Regions from separate parts of the Homo sapiens genome. Here region 2 is linked to region 1. Evidence: chromatin contacts called from ENCODE Hi-C or POLR2A ChIA-PET data. All regions are on one chromosome and are shown on one strand. The core of a region is the stretch at or near the end of the contact, and the rest is flanking DNA. Distances in the headings are between cores, read along the strand shown. Region 1 holds the start of TIMP2 (TIMP metallopeptidase inhibitor 2). Region 2 has its middle 21 kb from the start of LGALS3BP.

Region 1 (5,035 bases), core at 915-3,414:
CACATTGGCCCCACCCCCTTGGCTGTCAGCACCACAACTGCTCTAAGGTATTTATCACCCTAACATGTACCTGATCACTTATATGTAGAGCTTGTCTAAAAGACCGAGAGCCCCTATGCTACCTGTTTCTATCATGAACTGACAAATTGAAACACAAGTTCAACAGCATTTTGTTCCCCCTGTAACCAAAAAGAAGGAAAGAAAACGATGAAATGGCTGAAGGCAGCCAGCACATAACAATTTTCTGAATTAACTGTACTTTTAAACGTTAGCTTCAAACATCATTTTGTGAACGACCCAACTCTATTTCACGCTAACAAAAACCAAAAAAGTGACTTTGGATTTGTCAGGGTGCTAAAAATAACGGCATTGCTTATTTAACTTTTCTCAGAACTGTCTGTTACAAAACATACACAAACAGAAAGAAGCTGTTTTTCCATTCTTTCACTATTTTCCAAAGTTTCATACCTCAAGTCAGCACCGCACAATTTAGTGGGCAATTCTTTTTAAAAAAAAAAAAAAAAAAAACAAAAAAAAACAAGAGTCTTTCTCTGTCGCCCAGGCTGGAGTGCAGTGGCGCAATCTCGGCTCACTGCAACCTCCGCCTCTCGGGTTCAAGCGATTCTCCTGCCTCAGCCTCCTGAGTAGCTGGGACTACAGGCGCGCGCCACCACGCCCGGCTAATTTCTTGTGTTTTTAATAGAGACGGGGTTTCACCGTGTTAGCCGCCAGGCTGGTCTCGAACTCCTGACCTCGTGATTCGCCCACCTCAGCCTCCCAAAGTGCTGGGATTACAGGCATGAGCCACTGCACCCGGGCTTTTTTTTTTTTTTTTTTTCTTTTGAGATGGAGTCTCGCTCTGTCCCCCAGGCTGGAGTGCAGTGGCATGATCTCGGCTCACTGCAAGCTCCGCCTCCTGGGTTCATGCCATTCTCCTGCCTCAGCCTCCCGAGTAGCTGGGACTACAGGCGCCCACCACCAAGCCCGGCTAATTTTTTGTATTTTTAGTAGAGACGGGGTTTCACTGTCTCTACTAAATGCTAGCCAGGCTGGTCTCAAACTCCTGGCCTCAAGTGATCCTCCTGTCTCGGCCTCCCAAAGTGCTGGGATTACAGGCGCAAGCCACCGTGCCCGCCCTGATTCTTCCTGTGTCATTTTCCTGGGCTTCCCTCTCCCTAGCTGGACTGCAAACACTCTGGAATGCTGACCTGAGGGCTGGAGTGCTGACCTGAGTGCAGCAGTGTCCATGGAGCCCCACGGGGCACACACCAAATGTACAGGGTGGGTGCCCACAGCCGGGCACAGGCAGGTTCACAGCCAGGAAGCCCGCCTCACCACCCTACACATGTTCATCCCTTCATATGCCTGGGTCTTTCCTGGAACACAAAACTGTTTTGGGAAAAGTCCTTCGGCTCCCACATTTGTGGACTAAGAGAGGAAACTGTGAGCGGAACCCAGCCAATGCCTCTGCTGCGATCCTACTGGCTCCTGGGCGCCTGGGCCCACCCCCGTCTCTTGTTGGCTGGTCAAAAATATGGCCAGTTTATATAAAATCCTGTTTTGTTCACAGTAACCACACCCCCCACCCCCCAACTAAACTGGCCAGGCGCACTTAAAATTCTAAGGCCTCCATTTGAAAAAGGGATCCTGTCAGTTTCTCAATAGGCCACCCGCCCACAGAAACGGGGAGGTGGCGACAGGGAACGGCCCCTGCTCCAAAGGACACCCCTTGGCTCGCCCCGAGGCTGGGCTCGAAGGGACCCCGGGGTGGCGGGGGACGGAGCAGCGTAGCCCTCCAGAGTCGAGCTGAAGGGGAAAGGGTAGCGGGTGGGTCGCCTGGTGTCCTGGAAGAACGGGGCGCGAGTCCCCCGCGCTGAGTCAGGGACCCCGGGCGCAGAAGGCCACGCAGCGGGGACCGGGGTCGGGGGGCTGGGGGCGTCCGGGGACCCCCGCGCGGGTGCGGGTCGCGGGCGCCAGGTGGTGCGGGAAGCCCCCGACGTGCCAGGCCGGGCACAACAAAAGCGCGGGCTGGGGGGAGGCGCGGGCGGAGGGGGAGGAGGGGGCTGCTGGGAGCGCCCAGAGCCTGCATTGGCCGCCAGCCACCGGGAGGAGGAGCAGAAAATCCTCCGAGCGCAATAAAACTGCGGCCCGGCCCAAGCCCGCAGCAAACACATCCGTAGAAGGCAGCGCGGCCGCCGAGAACCGCAGCGCCGCTCGCCCGCCGCCCCCCACCCCGCCGCCCCGCCCGGCGAATTGCGCCCCGCGCCCCTCCCCTCGCGCCCCCGAGACAAAGAGGAGAGAAAGTTTGCGCGGCCGAGCGGGGCAGGTGAGGAGGGTGAGCCGCGCGGGAGGGGCCCGCCTCGGCCCCGGCTCAGCCCCCGCCCGCGCCCCCAGCCCGCCGCCGCGAGCAGCGCCCGGACCCCCCAGCGGCGGCCCCCGCCCGCCCAGCCCCCCGGCCCGCCATGGGCGCCGCGGCCCGCACCCTGCGGCTGGCGCTCGGCCTCCTGCTGCTGGCGACGCTGCTTCGCCCGGCCGACGCCTGCAGCTGCTCCCCGGTGCACCCGCAACAGGCGTTTTGCAATGCAGATGTAGGTAAGGAGCGGCGACCCCAGCCCCCGCGCGGGGCCCCACCTCCCCCGCGACCCCGAGGGTTCGCAGACGCCCCGCCCGCCCGCCGCTGGCCGAGGGACCCCAGCGCCCGCCTCCTGGTCCCTCGGCGCCTTCTCGAATCCTGCAAGTGGACGCCCAGAGCCGACTTTCTTTCCCCCCTCCCTCCTCTCCCTTTCTTTCCCTCTCTTTGCCGAGATGCGTCTCAACCTCAAAATTCCACCGAAATTCCGCCGCAGCTCCAGCCCCAGGAAAGGGAGCCAGTTTGGCTTTTGGCAGGCGGCGCGCCCTGGGATGCCAGCGCTGGGGGCGGGGAGCGTGGGGGACACGGCGTGGGGGCGGGGGGCTGGAGGACTGGGGACCCCAGGAAGAAACTTTCGCAGATAAGGTGGGAGTTGGGCTTCTCTGGGCTTGGGGCTGGGTGGGGAAGGGCTTCTCTGCTGGGGCTTCTCCCACCAGCCCCATTTGGGGGCTCCCCGATCAAGCCAGGGTGGGATGGAAGCCCGCCCTACCCGAGGCAGGTTCCACAGGCCCAGAGGGGCAGGTGAAAAAGCCGGTGGCGTCTCCTGGCGTGGCTCCTTGCTTGCGCCCTGCCCAGGAGGCCCTGCAAACTGGCTGGGCAGGGACCGGGACCCCCGAATGTTCCGCTTTTTCGGGACGTCCACAAAAGCTGGAGACTTTGGTGACCGGACCCGGCACGTGGGACTGTGCTGCTGCTCAGATTCCCCAGCAAATACCCATGACCTCCGGACTCCTAGCCCCCAAAAGACAGGCGCCATGGAGGGAGGCAGGAGGGGCCCAGTTATTTGTTCTGATCCATGGAGGGGGAGGACCAGCAGAAATGGGAGGAACCCGCTGGCTCGAAGTTTCCACCCTGGTCCTGCACCTCAAGCCTCTGCAGCCCTGGTGCTGGTCAGCATGGTTTTCCTGGGGCAAGTCTGGCTACACGGCAGGTGGTCTCGGAGCCCCCTGCCCTCCTTCCTTCTTATGTCTGAGTCTCAGTCGAGTGACCTGTCCAGGGCAGATGGAGCAAGGCGGGGGCCCCCTCACCTGCCCAGAGTGGAGGTGGGACTTTCTGTTTCTCCTGCTGTCAGCCACGCCCTTCCCATACCCCGCCCACGGCTTCTTGCCCCACCCCGGTTAGCCCTAGGAGCTGCGTGCCCAGCTGGGGAAGTTTTCAGTTGCACCAATCTATTGAGATCACAGGTCTCAGGTGGCTCAGGCCACCTGGGCGGAAGGCTTGGTGTGTGCCTGTGTCAGTTTCCACAAAACCCAGTTTGGGGGAAATGAGGTCTTTTCTCCAGTTTAGCCTTGGTGCTCAGCAAGATTTGTGGGTGAAGGAGAGGTTCCTTTGATGAGGGAGCCATAATGGGCCTTTCTCTGGGGGTCCACGAGGAGTGCAGGCCTGTCCAGGCTCCTTGGCTCACCAGCACGTGCTGGGGCAGGATGTAGCCAAGGCCCAGAAGGAGGCTGTGGATAAAAGGACCTGGGAGTTGGATTTGTAGGAGTTGGGCCTTGGGACCCCTCCCCCTCCCGCCCCCCCCCCCACCCCGCCCCACACACACACTCCTCAGCTGTGTGGGAGAATGTCCAGGCAGCCACTCTGTCCTTGCTTGGCATAAGTTAAGGCGGCCACTGAGCTGGGAGCTGTTTCTGCGTGGGGTGTGGATCCAGGATGGCAGAGGGTGGAGGGCTGCAGTGCGTGCCTCCCGCCTCCTTCATGCTCAGCGCAGCACTCTCCTCTTCTGGGTTGCCTGGCATTTGTGTCTAAATCTTTGCATCAAAATCATCCTGTAGCTAAAACTTTTCACCCCATCCCGGCTCAGAGGCCCAGTCAGATGCCAGAGTTGCACTGCAGAGCTCAGGGCATTCGCTTCCTGTGGCCGCTGTGACAAACTACCACAAATGGGAGGGCTTAAAAGAACAGGAATCGATTCTCTGTAGCTCAGGAGGCCAGAAGTCTGAAAAGGTGTCCACAGAGCCAGTTCCTTCTGGGGGCTGTGAGGGAGAATCTCTTCCAGGCCTCTCTCCTTGATGTTGCTTGGTTCCATTTTCAAGGAACACATCACTTCCATTTCCGCCTGTCTTCACATGGCCTTCTCTCGTGTGTCTCTGTGTCCAAATTTCCCTGTTCTTTTTTTTTGGAGAGCAGGCTGGAGTGCAATGGCGCAATCTCGGCTCGCTGCAGCCTCCGCCTCCTGGGTTCGAGCAATTCTCCTGCCTCAGCCTCCCAAGTAGCTGGGGTTACAGGCACCTGCCACCACACCCGGCTAATTTTTTGTATTTTTAGTAGAGACAGGAATTCGCCATGTTGGCCAGGCTGGTCTCGAACTCCTGGCCTCAGGTGATCCGCCTGCCTCAGCCTCCCAAAGTGCTGGGATTATAGGCGTGAGCCACCGCGCCCGGCCAAATTGCCCTGTTCTTCTAA
Region 2 (5,035 bases), core at 1,119-3,618, 33 kb before region 1:
TCCAAGTGTTACATGTGTGTTCTGTCTGCACATATGCACACACCATATGTGTGCATTCACCCATGTGCATTCAAAAGCCCAATTCAGGAGATTCTCACAGAGACTCCTCCAGGCCAAGCTCAGGGGCACCAGGGAGAGGACTGGGGGCTCTGTTTGCAAGGGGCTCAGTCAGGGCTGTGAGAGAATAAGAAATATATATTCTTATTCAAAATATTCTTATTCAAAAAATATATTTTTTTGTGGGTTTTTTTTTTTTTTTTTTTTTTTTTTTTGAGACAGAGTCTTACTGTGTCACCCAGGCTGGAGTGCAGTGGCACAATTTTGGGTCACTGGAACCTCCGCCTCCCAGGTTCAAGTGATTCCCCTGCCTCAGCCTCCCGAGTAGCACTCACCACCACACCCAGCTAATTTTTGTATTTTTAGTACAGATGGGGTTTCACCATGTTGGCCAGGCTGGTCTCGAACTCCTGATCTCAGGTGATCCATCCACCTCAGCCTCCCAAAGTGCTGGGATTACAGGCATGAGCCACTGTGCCTGGCAAGAAATATATATTCTATTTGGTCTTTGTTCCCGGTTCCTGGGTTCCCAGCACAGAGCTCCTAAAACCCTTGAAATTTTCTGAGAGAGGTGAGAGAAGCACCTTTTGTTACTTATAAGGAACCCCTTTCCACCATCCTACTTATGCTAATGAGGTGACTCGGTGGTCCCTAGCTAGTCTCAAAATGGAGGCTGCTGCCCCAGGAACCAACCATGGGATTAGTGGGTTGAAATTTTCAGCCCCACCCCGACTTCCAGGAAGGCGGAAGGGCCAGGGATTGAGTCAATTACCAATTGTCGATGATTTCATCAATCATGCTCACATAGTGGAACTTCCATCAAAGCTTGAAGAGAAAGGGTTCAGAGAACTTCAGGGTAATGAACGAACCCATGAGCCGGGAGGCTGGCATAACGCGTACTCCAGGGGGACAGAAGCGCCTGCCCTGGATTCTGGACCTTGGTCTCTATGTGTCTCCTTCTGGCATCCTTTATCATCAACCTGAGGCCCTAAGGAAAGTTCTGTGAGCCCTTCCATAGCAAATCGCCAAACCTGAGGAGGAGGCTGTGGGAGCCACCAATAGCGAATCATCGGCCAGGAGTGGTGGCTCACGCCTGTAATCCCAGCACTGTGGGAGGCCAAGGCGGGCGGATCACTTGAGGTCAGGAGTTCAAGACCAGCCTGGCCAACATGGTGAAACCCTGTCTCTACAAAAACACAAAAATTAGCTGGACAACATGACTGTAGTCCCAGCTACTCAGGAGGCTGAGGCAGGAGAATTGCTTGAACCCAGGAGGCGGAGGTTCCAGTGAGCCGAGATCACGCCACTGCACTCCAGCCTGGGTGACAGAGTGAGACTCCGTCTCAAAAAAAAAAAAAAAAAAAAAAAAAGGAAAAGCAAATCACCAAACCTGAGGAGGGGGTCATGGGAGCCCCCAATAGCAAATCACCAAACCCAAGAAGAGGGTCATGGAAGCCTCCAATTTGTAGCCAAGTTGGACTGAAACGTGGGCAACCTGAGGACCCTCTGCTTATGTTCGGGGTCTGATGTGGCGGGCAGTCTTGAGCTCCTAACCTGTGGGGTCTGCGCTAACTCCGGATAGTATCAGGATTAAACGAACTCACGCCTATAATCCTAACACTGTGGGAAACCAAGGCAGGAGAATATCTTGAGCCCAGGAGCTCGAGACCAGCCTGGGCAACATAGTGAGACCCCCATCTGTACAAAAATTAAAAAATAGCGGGGTGTGGTGGCAGGAGGTGGGAGGATTGCATAGCTGTAGTGAGCTAGGATCGGACCACTGCGCTCCAGCCTGGGCGAAGAGTGAGACACTGTCACAGGGGAAAACAAAAACAAAAACTGGAGAACTACTCGGTATGGGGGAGGAAGGCCCACACGTTGAGTGTCAGAAGTAGAGACAGTTTTCATTTAGAGTCTAATGGGAGGAGAGGAGATAAACAGACCACAGCAGAGATGGAGAGAAAGATACAACTGCCAGGAGGGAGGGAAGGTGAGTTGGAGCCTGGCTGGAGGGGTGCGCCAGGGTATTGACCCAAAGACAAAAGGAGGGCGGTGTTCATAGATGGTCTGGGGAGAATCCAACATTCCAAGCAGTGGGAGTGGGGTCTCAGGAGGGCCAGGTCAGCCCATCCCAAGGGCTGGACTCTGGGCCATCACTGCACTGCCCAGAGTCAGGTGGGGTGAGTAGGGGCCTGAGTCATGCTGCCCGGCCCTGCTTCCTTATCAGAACTAGCTTAAGTCGGGGCAGCCGGGAGCCAGCCTGCAAATCTCTGCTTCACCCAAGCTTGCCAGTGTCTCTGACCCCCTCAATCCCCCTGAAGCAGGACCCAGTCTCCGGCCTTTCCAGCCCACCTCAGATCCTGGGGGCTACATGATGTCCAGACCTGACTCCTGGGAAGGGACAGGAATGCGAGGCTTGGTATTAGTTTCCTGGGTCTGCCTAAAGGACAGACATTTCCTGGGTGGCTTAAAACAACAGAAATTTTCTTTTCACAGCTCTGGAGACCAGAAGTCTGAGGTCAAGGGGTCTACAGGGCTGGTTCCTTCTGGGGGCTCTAAGGGAGACTCTGTCCCTGCCCTATCTCCCAGCTTGGGAACTCCCAGACGGGCTTTCGCCATGTTGGCCAGGCTGGTCTCGAACTCCTGACCTCAAGTGATCTGCCTGCCTCAGCCTCCCAAAGTACTAGGATTACAGGCATCTGCCACCACGCCTGGCTAATTTTTATTTTTATTTTTATTTTATTTTATTATGTATTTATTTATTTATTTATTTATTTTTTGAGACGGAGTTTTGCTCTTGTTGCCCAGGCTGGAGTGCAATGGCGCGATCTTGGCTCACCGCAAACTCCGCCTCCCAGGTTCAAGCGATTCTCCTGCCTCAGCCTCCCGAGTAGCTGAGATTACAGGCATGCACCACCAGGCCTGGCTAATTTTGTATTTTTAGTAGAGATGGGGTTTCTCCATGTTGAGGCTGGTCTCAGACTCCTGACCTCAGGTGATCCGCCCGCCTCAGCCTCCCAAAGTGCTGGGATTATAGGCGTGAGCCACTGCACCTGGCCAATTTTTATATGTTTAGTAGAGACAGGGTTTCGCCATGTCAGCCAGGCTGGTCTCGAACTCCAGACCTCAGGTGATCCCCCTGCCTTGGCCTCCCAAAGTACTAGGATTACAGGCGTGGGCCACCACACCTGGCCAAGAGCCTTGATTGTATCTGCGAAGACCCTATATCCAAAAAAAGTCACAGCCACAGGTACTGGTGGTCAGGACGCAGATGTATCTTTCTGGGGGACGGAATTCAGCCCACAGGAGGCTGCTCAGGGTTCCGGGAGTGCAAGCTGTTTTGCCATCACGTGCATTCTCTAATTCGAATCCTGCTGGCATTCAGGTGGATGCTGGGCATGGGATGGAGTCCTGGCTCCCAGGGGGACCTTCCCACACCCCCATCCTCCCATTGCAAGCCTCCTGGATGTCAGAGCCCATGGGGGCCTCCTGGGCTTCTTCTCTCACATGAACGTGCTGAGAGCTCTCAAGCCCCCCTGCCGCATGTGGAGCGGATGTTCAGAATCTGAACGTCTCGAGCTGTTTCCCGGGAGACGGCTCACTTTGAGATCCAGGCTCTTCGACATAACTTTGGCAAACCTCCACGTTTGGTGAGTCCCTTGGCCGCAGTCACCTCCTTGCATGGAGGACCAGCGCCAACCTCCGTGGGAGGTATCAGGAAGTGGCTGCAAATTTGACCTTAGAAATAGACAGCAAATTCAGTCAATTTGAGGATGCTGGTGGTGAGATTGGTGAGAGAGGATTTGAGTGAGTCATTGATCACAGCATCTTAAAAAGATCCAAGAGGCCGCATCAAAGAAACTGTGGAAAAGACAGATTTTAGCTTAATATAAGGAGGTGTTTTCTAACAGAGTGGGACAGAGATGAGACGGCTGGCGTTGGATGGGGCCCGTCCTGGAGGGCCCCCTGGCACTTTAATAAGGAGGTAGCAGCTCCTAAGACTGGGGCTTGGGACCCGAGGTCCAGTCCTTAGTTCCAGAGCTGAGTCCCTTCTCCCCCGCCCCGAGGCTCTTCTCTCTAAAACGGGGAGCCCTGATGACTTCTAAGCTCCTCTCCATCTCTCAACTCCCCCACCCTTAACCCAAAGCAGCTGGCCCCCCTAAGGTGGGATTTTGACTTGGGGACAGGCCAAGAGACAGTGTTTTGCTGCCTCGCTCACTCCCAGCATCCAGGCGACATCCCTCAGGCATCATCTGTTCAAGGAGCCCACCTGGGCTCCAGGTTCCAGGCCAGGCTTCTCAAGGAGCCAGCGCTTTCTAAATGCAGACCTGCTTTTGGGATTTTAGCAAATCAACACCCAGTTTTTTCCATCAGGTGAGTCATTCCACCACCCCAGGGCAGAGTCAGAGGTGGGGGAAGTGAAGACGAAGTCCTTGGCGCTTTAGCCTCAGGTCCCCAAACCTTCTCCCGGGCCCCATCTCCAGGCCGCCTTGTAAAATCCAGTTTCTGCCATTCCTGCGAAGTCAGTTTAGCAAGAAGCCCCCATCCTCCACCGTCCCTCAGGCGATGTCTGGTCACCCCGGCCTGCCTTCAGCAAGAATCCTGTTAGGTGGGTTTAGCCGGAATCCCCCTGACCCCCTGCTTCCTCTTAGTAATTCCCCCCGCTCTGACCCCCACCCTGCTCCCTGGCTAGAAATTCACTTGGCCGTGCTGCATCTGAGTTGACCCTGACCTCTGCCCATGGCAGGTTCCCCCTGCATGGTCCCTGCGCCTATCGAGACGGCCCTGAGTCGAGTCAGCCTCACTGACCTCACACAAGTGTCACTGAATCGTTTTCTTTAACATGACCGACAGAAAACCATCCTGGGCAAACTGGGAGGGTTGGCTACCCCACGTAAGGGACCGACAGCAGCCCCTGGTGGTCCCTTCACAAAGAAAGATGCTTCCCCATCCCTATCACCCAGCCCCAGAAATCCTG

What was found. Hi-C counts contacts between places; a loop is a spot of excess contacts on that map. ChIA-PET counts read pairs that join two places held with the same protein, here RNA polymerase II (POLR2A). Pooled maps may share reads with other maps.
Region 2: a map of PC-9 shows a loop between it and region 1 (2.8-fold over the local background). The contact joins the enhancer-like site here to the promoter of TIMP2 in region 1. A Hi-C loop is called at or near these places in 7 of 168 maps with a recorded cell type or tissue (CD14-positive monocyte, Caco-2, HepG2 and 3 more) and 5 of 50 pooled maps. POLR2A ChIA-PET finds 5 or more read pairs at or near these places in 12 of 52 experiments (A549, AG04449, BJ and 8 more).

What each region holds. Positions count from the first base shown.
Region 1 is chr17:78,922,516-78,927,550 of GRCh38, reverse strand. It overlaps TIMP2 (TIMP metallopeptidase inhibitor 2), which reads left to right and starts at 2,164. Exons shown (of 5, transcript NM_003255.5): 1 at 2,164-2,592. The coding sequence starts at 2,463. RefSeq lists an enhancer at 3,935-4,004.
Region 2 is chr17:78,955,970-78,961,004 of GRCh38, reverse strand. No RefSeq gene overlaps it. Among named protein-coding and RNA genes, the nearest start is that of LGALS3BP, 21 kb to the left of the region's middle. Within about 2 kb of position 2,368, at least 3 of the 41 ENCODE cell types and tissues checked have a DNase peak (open chromatin) inside an H3K27ac peak, as active enhancers do; they include PC-9, where a contact is called at or near this core.